Regions from separate parts of the Homo sapiens genome. Here region 2 is linked to region 1. The links are chromatin loops, found by intact Hi-C in ENCODE. Cell type or tissue: MCF 10A. All regions are shown on one strand. Each heading gives the region's core, and the rest is flanking DNA. Links, peaks and the distances in the headings are about the cores only. Region 1 overlaps KMO (kynurenine 3-monooxygenase). Region 2 has its middle 8.7 kb from the start of MAP1LC3C.

What was found. Hi-C counts contacts between places; a loop is a spot of excess contacts. Peaks named below come from ENCODE experiments on the same cell type or tissue, not always from the same donor. Only the 100,000 strongest peaks of a DNase experiment are listed, where the experiment ranks them.
Region 2: a loop joins it to region 1, with 6 times the contacts of the local background. A loop is called at or near these places in 7 of 110 quality-filtered maps.

The regions. Positions count from the first base shown.
Region 1 is chr1:241,590,976-241,593,887 of GRCh38, reverse strand. It overlaps KMO (kynurenine 3-monooxygenase), which reads right to left. Exons shown (of 15, transcript NM_003679.5): 15 at 1-1,935. The coding sequence ends at 1,735. It overlaps OPN3 (opsin 3), which reads left to right. Exons shown (of 4, transcript NM_014322.3): 4 at 1-764. Among named protein-coding and RNA genes, the nearest start is that of CHML, 48 kb to the left of the region's middle. In MCF 10A, for the core only: no CTCF peak of the experiment used is centred there; DNase peaks (open chromatin) are centred at 507, 1,437 and 2,377.
Region 2 is chr1:241,988,918-241,991,829 of GRCh38, reverse strand. No RefSeq gene overlaps it. Among named protein-coding and RNA genes, the nearest start is that of MAP1LC3C, 8.7 kb to the left of the region's middle. RefSeq lists an enhancer at 890-1,389. In MCF 10A, for the core only: no CTCF peak of the experiment used is centred there; DNase peaks (open chromatin) are centred at 1,579 and 2,629.

The DNA.
Region 1 (2,912 bases), core at 309-2,808:
TTTCAGAGACAACTTTGAATCCTTGTCAGCCTGGAGACCAGCACCAGAGGAATCTACAAGGCAAACTCCCATATATTTGCTTCCCCCAAATTGCTGCCCCTACAGACTCAAAGCTCTTTTTCTTTGTTTTGTTGTTTCTCTAAAAATTTACTGTTCTTTGTCGATGCTATATAAGCCAGGGAGTTCTAAGACGCCAGCTCTTTGAGATTTGCTCATTCCCCTGTATTTCCCACATATATATTACATATACCCGCTAATAAATTTATGTTTGTTTTTCTCTTGTCAATCTGTCTTTTGTTATAGGGGCCCCAGCCAAGGAACCTAAAGTGGGTAGAAGGAAAAATTATTTTTTCTTTCCCTACAAACTGAACATGGATTATTAGAACTCAAGGTTTTCATTGACAATATAGAAAAGAAACACTGAATCATTTTATTTTATTGCCCAATTTTTATTTCTTATATGACTCTAGTGTTTCATCTTCATAATTAATCATGTTTGAAGGATTTCTGAGTGACTCAGCAGCCTGTTAAAGAAGGATGAACCAAAGAAAACATTTCACTAAATGTGCTTTTAAAAATCAAGTGTATTGCTGGTTCTGCTGCAGTATGTAGTCGAAGAATAAATTAGTAAATTGCTTCTGAGGGTCTGAAATTGAATAAAGTAATGGCTTTGTATTTCTATAAAAGTTGTCTCCCCTTGTTTCCTTTCCATTCTGGCACATGTAGACATTTAATTTATGAATAAAACCCTTTCCTGTCCTTCACTTAGTATGATATTAATAGCCTTTTTCTTATCTTTAGAGGGTAACTCTGGGCTGGCAGCGGTGGCTCACAACTCTAATCCCTGTACTTTGGGAGGCTGAGGTGGGCAGATCACATGAGGCCAGGAGTTTGAGACTGGCCTGGGCAGCATGGCAAGACCCGGTCTCTACTGAAAAATACCATGGTAGCCCCAGCTATTTGGGAGGCTGAAGTGGGAGGATTGCTTGAGCCCAGGAGGCAGAGGTTGCAGTGAACCCAGATCTCACCACTGCACTCCAGCCTGGTCAACAGAGTGAGACCTGATCTCTAAATACATAAATAAATAGAGATAGATAGATAGATAGATAGATAGATAGATAGATAGATAGATGATAGATAGATAGATAGATGATAGATAGATAGACGATAAACAGATAGATGATAATACTTATATTTGAAGGTGGGAAAATAAAATGAGTTCATTTTGTAAGTCTCTGGAACTCCCCTGAATTCCTTATTTCCATTTCTGGTTTTATCTAGTAAGTCTGAGCCCTGTGGTTAGGTAAGTTCCATTCACGTAATGAAAAGTGCAGTTAACATGCTAGTTAAGTTGTGATTTTTAGTCCTAGGTGTTGAGTCAATGCTGTTGCGAGTCCTATTGTGTCTTTTAAAGAAAAGGCATGATTACTGTCTTCCCTGAGGCATCTAGGGCCTTACTTTCAGAGAAGTGAAGGATCTTAGTCATTGCACTTTTATAGTTAGAATGACTCAACCTGAGTGTGTGTAATGTAGGGAAGCTGCATGTTTCATCTTTTAAAATGCACCCCCCAACCAGTAATTGCAATTAACATACAGAGATACTCTACATTCAGTTTAATTATAAGCAGAACACTATCTTCCACTAGTGAATCAAATATGGCAATGGAAACATTTTTTTCATGCTTAATTTTGGTCACAGAGAAATCATGCATTTGCTACCACAAAACCTTTCTATCACCTGCTAATGAGATTGGAAATTTGTTCTAGGGAGTCCACGGCCTTTGCGGGGAAACATGTTGTATTCCGGAAGTGAGCTATCCAGTTCCATGGTCTTCTCAAGCGGAGGAAAGATCGTGGTGACATGTAGTGTATAAGTAGGTAGGTACTGCTGATGGCTATCAGTGATCCCAAGAAAAAGAGTCCTTTGTTTATCACCTGTAAGACAGCAAGAACTCTCATTTCATTTGTCCAGAGATTAAAATCTGAAAATAGACTTCATTTTTTAACAACAAAGGGGTAAACAATGTCCTCTTTGTTCTTTAACCTGAAACAACAATTTACTTGCATGACCACCAGATCAGGAACTGATAAGATCAAGATAAAGTCAAGGATTGGGAGCCTCCCTTCTCCCTCTCTCCCAGGAAACTCATGAATCCAGGTCTTCTGTATGAAAAAAATTTAGCAGTCAGCTTTTGTCCAGCCATTAAAAAACCTTTGCAGTTTAGAAAAAGAGCTGTGAATTCTTAGAAGAGTACTGCTGTGCTGGGGCCACACATCATTCATTCCTTCTCAGAAGCTTCCCAAAAGTCTCCAGGAGAAGAGTGGTGGCCTGGTGGCCTCTGTGACTAAGACTTATGTGGAGACTAAACACCAGCTGTAAACAGTGGCCTGAGGCTCATTCCAGCCTGAGTCAGGTGCTTTCCCATGGCATCCTGGCCTATTTCTTTTCTTTTTTTTTTTTTGACAGAGAAATCTACTTGAATACTCACATGTAAAAGTTACACATCACAAGAGATTGGACAGTAGCTTAGCATAACTAACATAGCTATAGTGAAAATCATTTTTATAAAAAATAATCTAGATGTGGTCATCAGAATTTTTGGTCTGCTTAAGTTAATGTTTGAAGATTGACTTTTATCCCTCCTTGAAGGATTTGCCTGGCCTATTTCTATCCCCGCACTTACTGTCCTGCATTCTAACTGCCTGCTGGTATCTTTTCCCCTTTTAGACTTTCAGCTCCTTAAGGGTGGGGGCCCTGTTTTATTCATCTTGCACAGATAAACCTTGATTTCTTCCAATCCATTCTCCATATAGACATCTTTCTAAAATCCATACCTGAGTCTGCTGGCCTCCCTGGGCTCCCTGTTTCTCTCAAGATAATACTCCAGGTGTTTAAAGCCCCGCCTCCACCC
Region 2 (2,912 bases), core at 169-2,668, 400 kb before region 1:
AGATATTTATAAGTACAATAAAAAAGAAGAAAAAAACTCAGTGATTGGCAGATGGAATGCATTTTCCAGGTGATCAGAGGGAGAATAATTTTCACTTGGGCCAGAATGATGGAACGGAGCCAGTGGTGGAGACGGAACACACCAGGCAGAGGAAGGCATGATTGAGAAAAGGGTCCTACTGTCTAAGAGTTTTACAAGCAGGATTCCAGGGTGGCTGCAGCCAGTGACAGGGAGAAAGAACTAGGCAGGTCTTCGGGGCCCTGTAAATTTTGTTAAGGTATTTGGACTTGTATAAAAGACAAATGATGGAAAGAGGAAGCATTCTAATGGGAGAGAGAGAGTTTGTTTTGTTTCGTTTTGTTTTTATTGAGGCAGAGTCTTGCTTGCTCTGTCAACCAGGCTGGAGTGCAGTGGCATAATCTTGGCTCACTGCAACCTCTACCTCCCAGGTTCAAGCTATTCTCATGCCTCAACCTCCCGAGTAGCTGGAATTACAAATGTGTACCACCACACCTGGCTGATTTTTGTATTTTTAGTAGAGATGGGGTTTAACCATGTTGTCCAGGCTGGTCTTGAACTCCTGGCTTCAAGGGATTCACCCGTCTCAGCCTCCCAGAGTGCTGGGATTATAGGGCATAAGCCACCGTGCCCCGCTGAGAGAGAGCATTTGTTCAAGAAGCTGGAACTCAGAGAAGATGTGAGCTCCCTAAAGTCCCTCAAAAGTGCTGGGCCTGGCAGATCTCCTGGGCTCACTCCTTCCGGGGCCTGCTGTTTCCTCCTCTGGGCTGCTTTCCCCACTCCCAGGTGGCTGCTCACCCTCTCTCCTGCCTGTGGCTGTCCTTGCCCTCCCTGGCTTGTCTGCTGTAGTCAGTTCCTCTAATATGTCCTTCAAGTCATCTGTGCCATATGCCAACTAAAAACCCTGACTCCTAGGTTCCTTCTCCAGACATACTCTTACTGCTTAGCCTGGTTCAATGAGTATTCTTCCCAAATAAATCTACTTTCTGGAGTGATTTTTTTTTTTTGAGGTGGAGTCTTGTTCTGTTTTTTATGCTCATGGAGTCTGTGGTAAGGGGATTTCAGAAAACGTACACGGTGACAGCTTGTCTATGCTCCACGGTGCCCGGGGACTCAGCCAGAAACACCTGAAGGCTGGGAGTGACTTAAATCGCTGGGAGCTGAGGGCACAGTGGCTCACGCCTGTAATCCCAGCACTTTGGGAGGCCAAGGTGGGCAGATCATGAGGTCAGGAGATCGAGACCATCCTGGCTAACACGGTGAAACCCCGTCTCTACTAAAAATACAAAAAATTAGCTGGGCGTAGTGGCAGGCGCCTGTATTCTCAGCTACTTGGGAGGCTGAGGCAGGAGGATTGCTTGAACCCGGGAGGCGGAGTTTTCAGTAAGCCGAGATCGCACCACTGCGCTCCAGCCTGGGCGACAGAGCGAGACATCTCAGGAAAAAAAAAAAAAAAAAAATGGCTGGGAGCTGAAATCATCCAAAGGCTTCTTCATTCGCAAGTCCAGCCCCTGGGCTGGGATGACTCAAGGTTGGGGCCAGCTGGGATTGAAGACTGGAGTGACTCCAAGTGGCCTCTCAGCAGGTGGCTGGGTTCCAGGAGGGAGCATGCTCGGGAGGAGTGGCCAGAGAGCACGTGACCCAAAAACCAGGACAGATGCTGATCTGTGCGTAAGGGATGGATTTCAATTGTTTTTAGTCTGGATTTTTTTTTTTTAAGCATCTACTCAGGTACTTAAAATTAATCAGTGATGTATTCTGTGAAGTATTACTTTTCTTTAGGCGTTTCATCATTTTCTATTGATTGTTGTAGTTGAATGATTAATTATGTGTCATATATATTAAAAAGAATTGCTCCATTTATTTTGACCTTGTTTATAGAAATTTTCTCATGTAGTTGTTTTTATTTTATTTTACTTTTTTTTGAGACGGAGTCTCGCTCTGTCGCCCAGGCTGGAGTGCAGTGGTGTGATCTCGGCTCACTGCAGCCTTCTGCCTCCCGGGTTCAATCAATTCTCCTGCCTCAGTCTCCTGAGTAGCTGGGATTACAGGCATGCGCCACCATGCCCGGCTAATTTTTGTATTTTTAGTAGAGACGGGGTTTCACCATGTTGGCCAGGCTGATCTTGAACTCCTGATGTCATGATCCACCCGCCTTGGCCTCCCAACCAGGTTTCATCTTTTTCCAAATGCCTAACCAATTTTTCATGCACATTTACTGAATAACCTCTCCATGGGTGTTTGAAAGTGCTGTGATTGTGTGTCTATGTCTTAGCACCATGGTTACACCAAGGAAACTGCTTCAGAACATGGACTGTAACATGTTTTTTCATTCCTCAGTGCTCCCAGAAATGCTAAGTACATCTTAGGTAGTTAATTAATGCTTTGCGATAAATTAGAGCACCTGCAGTGTCAACTTCAGAGGGAGAAAATAGAACTACTTATATTGAATTTCGGTGGTGTGAGTGACTGCTTTTAGTCACTGGGTCAAGCTGGGAAACCATTATATTTTTTGCGGGCAGTTGGTTTGTTGCAATGTATTAGTCACTCTCTCCCCAACCCCTAAAATAAACGGGGGCCAGCTGCTTATGTCACTGCTAACATGGGATCTACAGCTGGCCCCAGATTCACTTCAGTGCCTAGACTGGAGGTCAGCAAACTACTGCCCATGGGCCATTTGCTTTTGGGTCTATTTTTATAAATAAAGTATTACTGGCATGCAGCCAGACCCACTGGGTAATTATTGCCTCTGGCTGCTTTTGTGCTACAGTGACAGCGTTGAGTACTTGCCACAGAGACCATAAAATCTGCAAAGCCTAAGATATTTACTATCTGACCTTTTACAGAAAAAGTTTGCTGACCTCTGTTCTAGGTTTACAGTAATAGTTCTATCA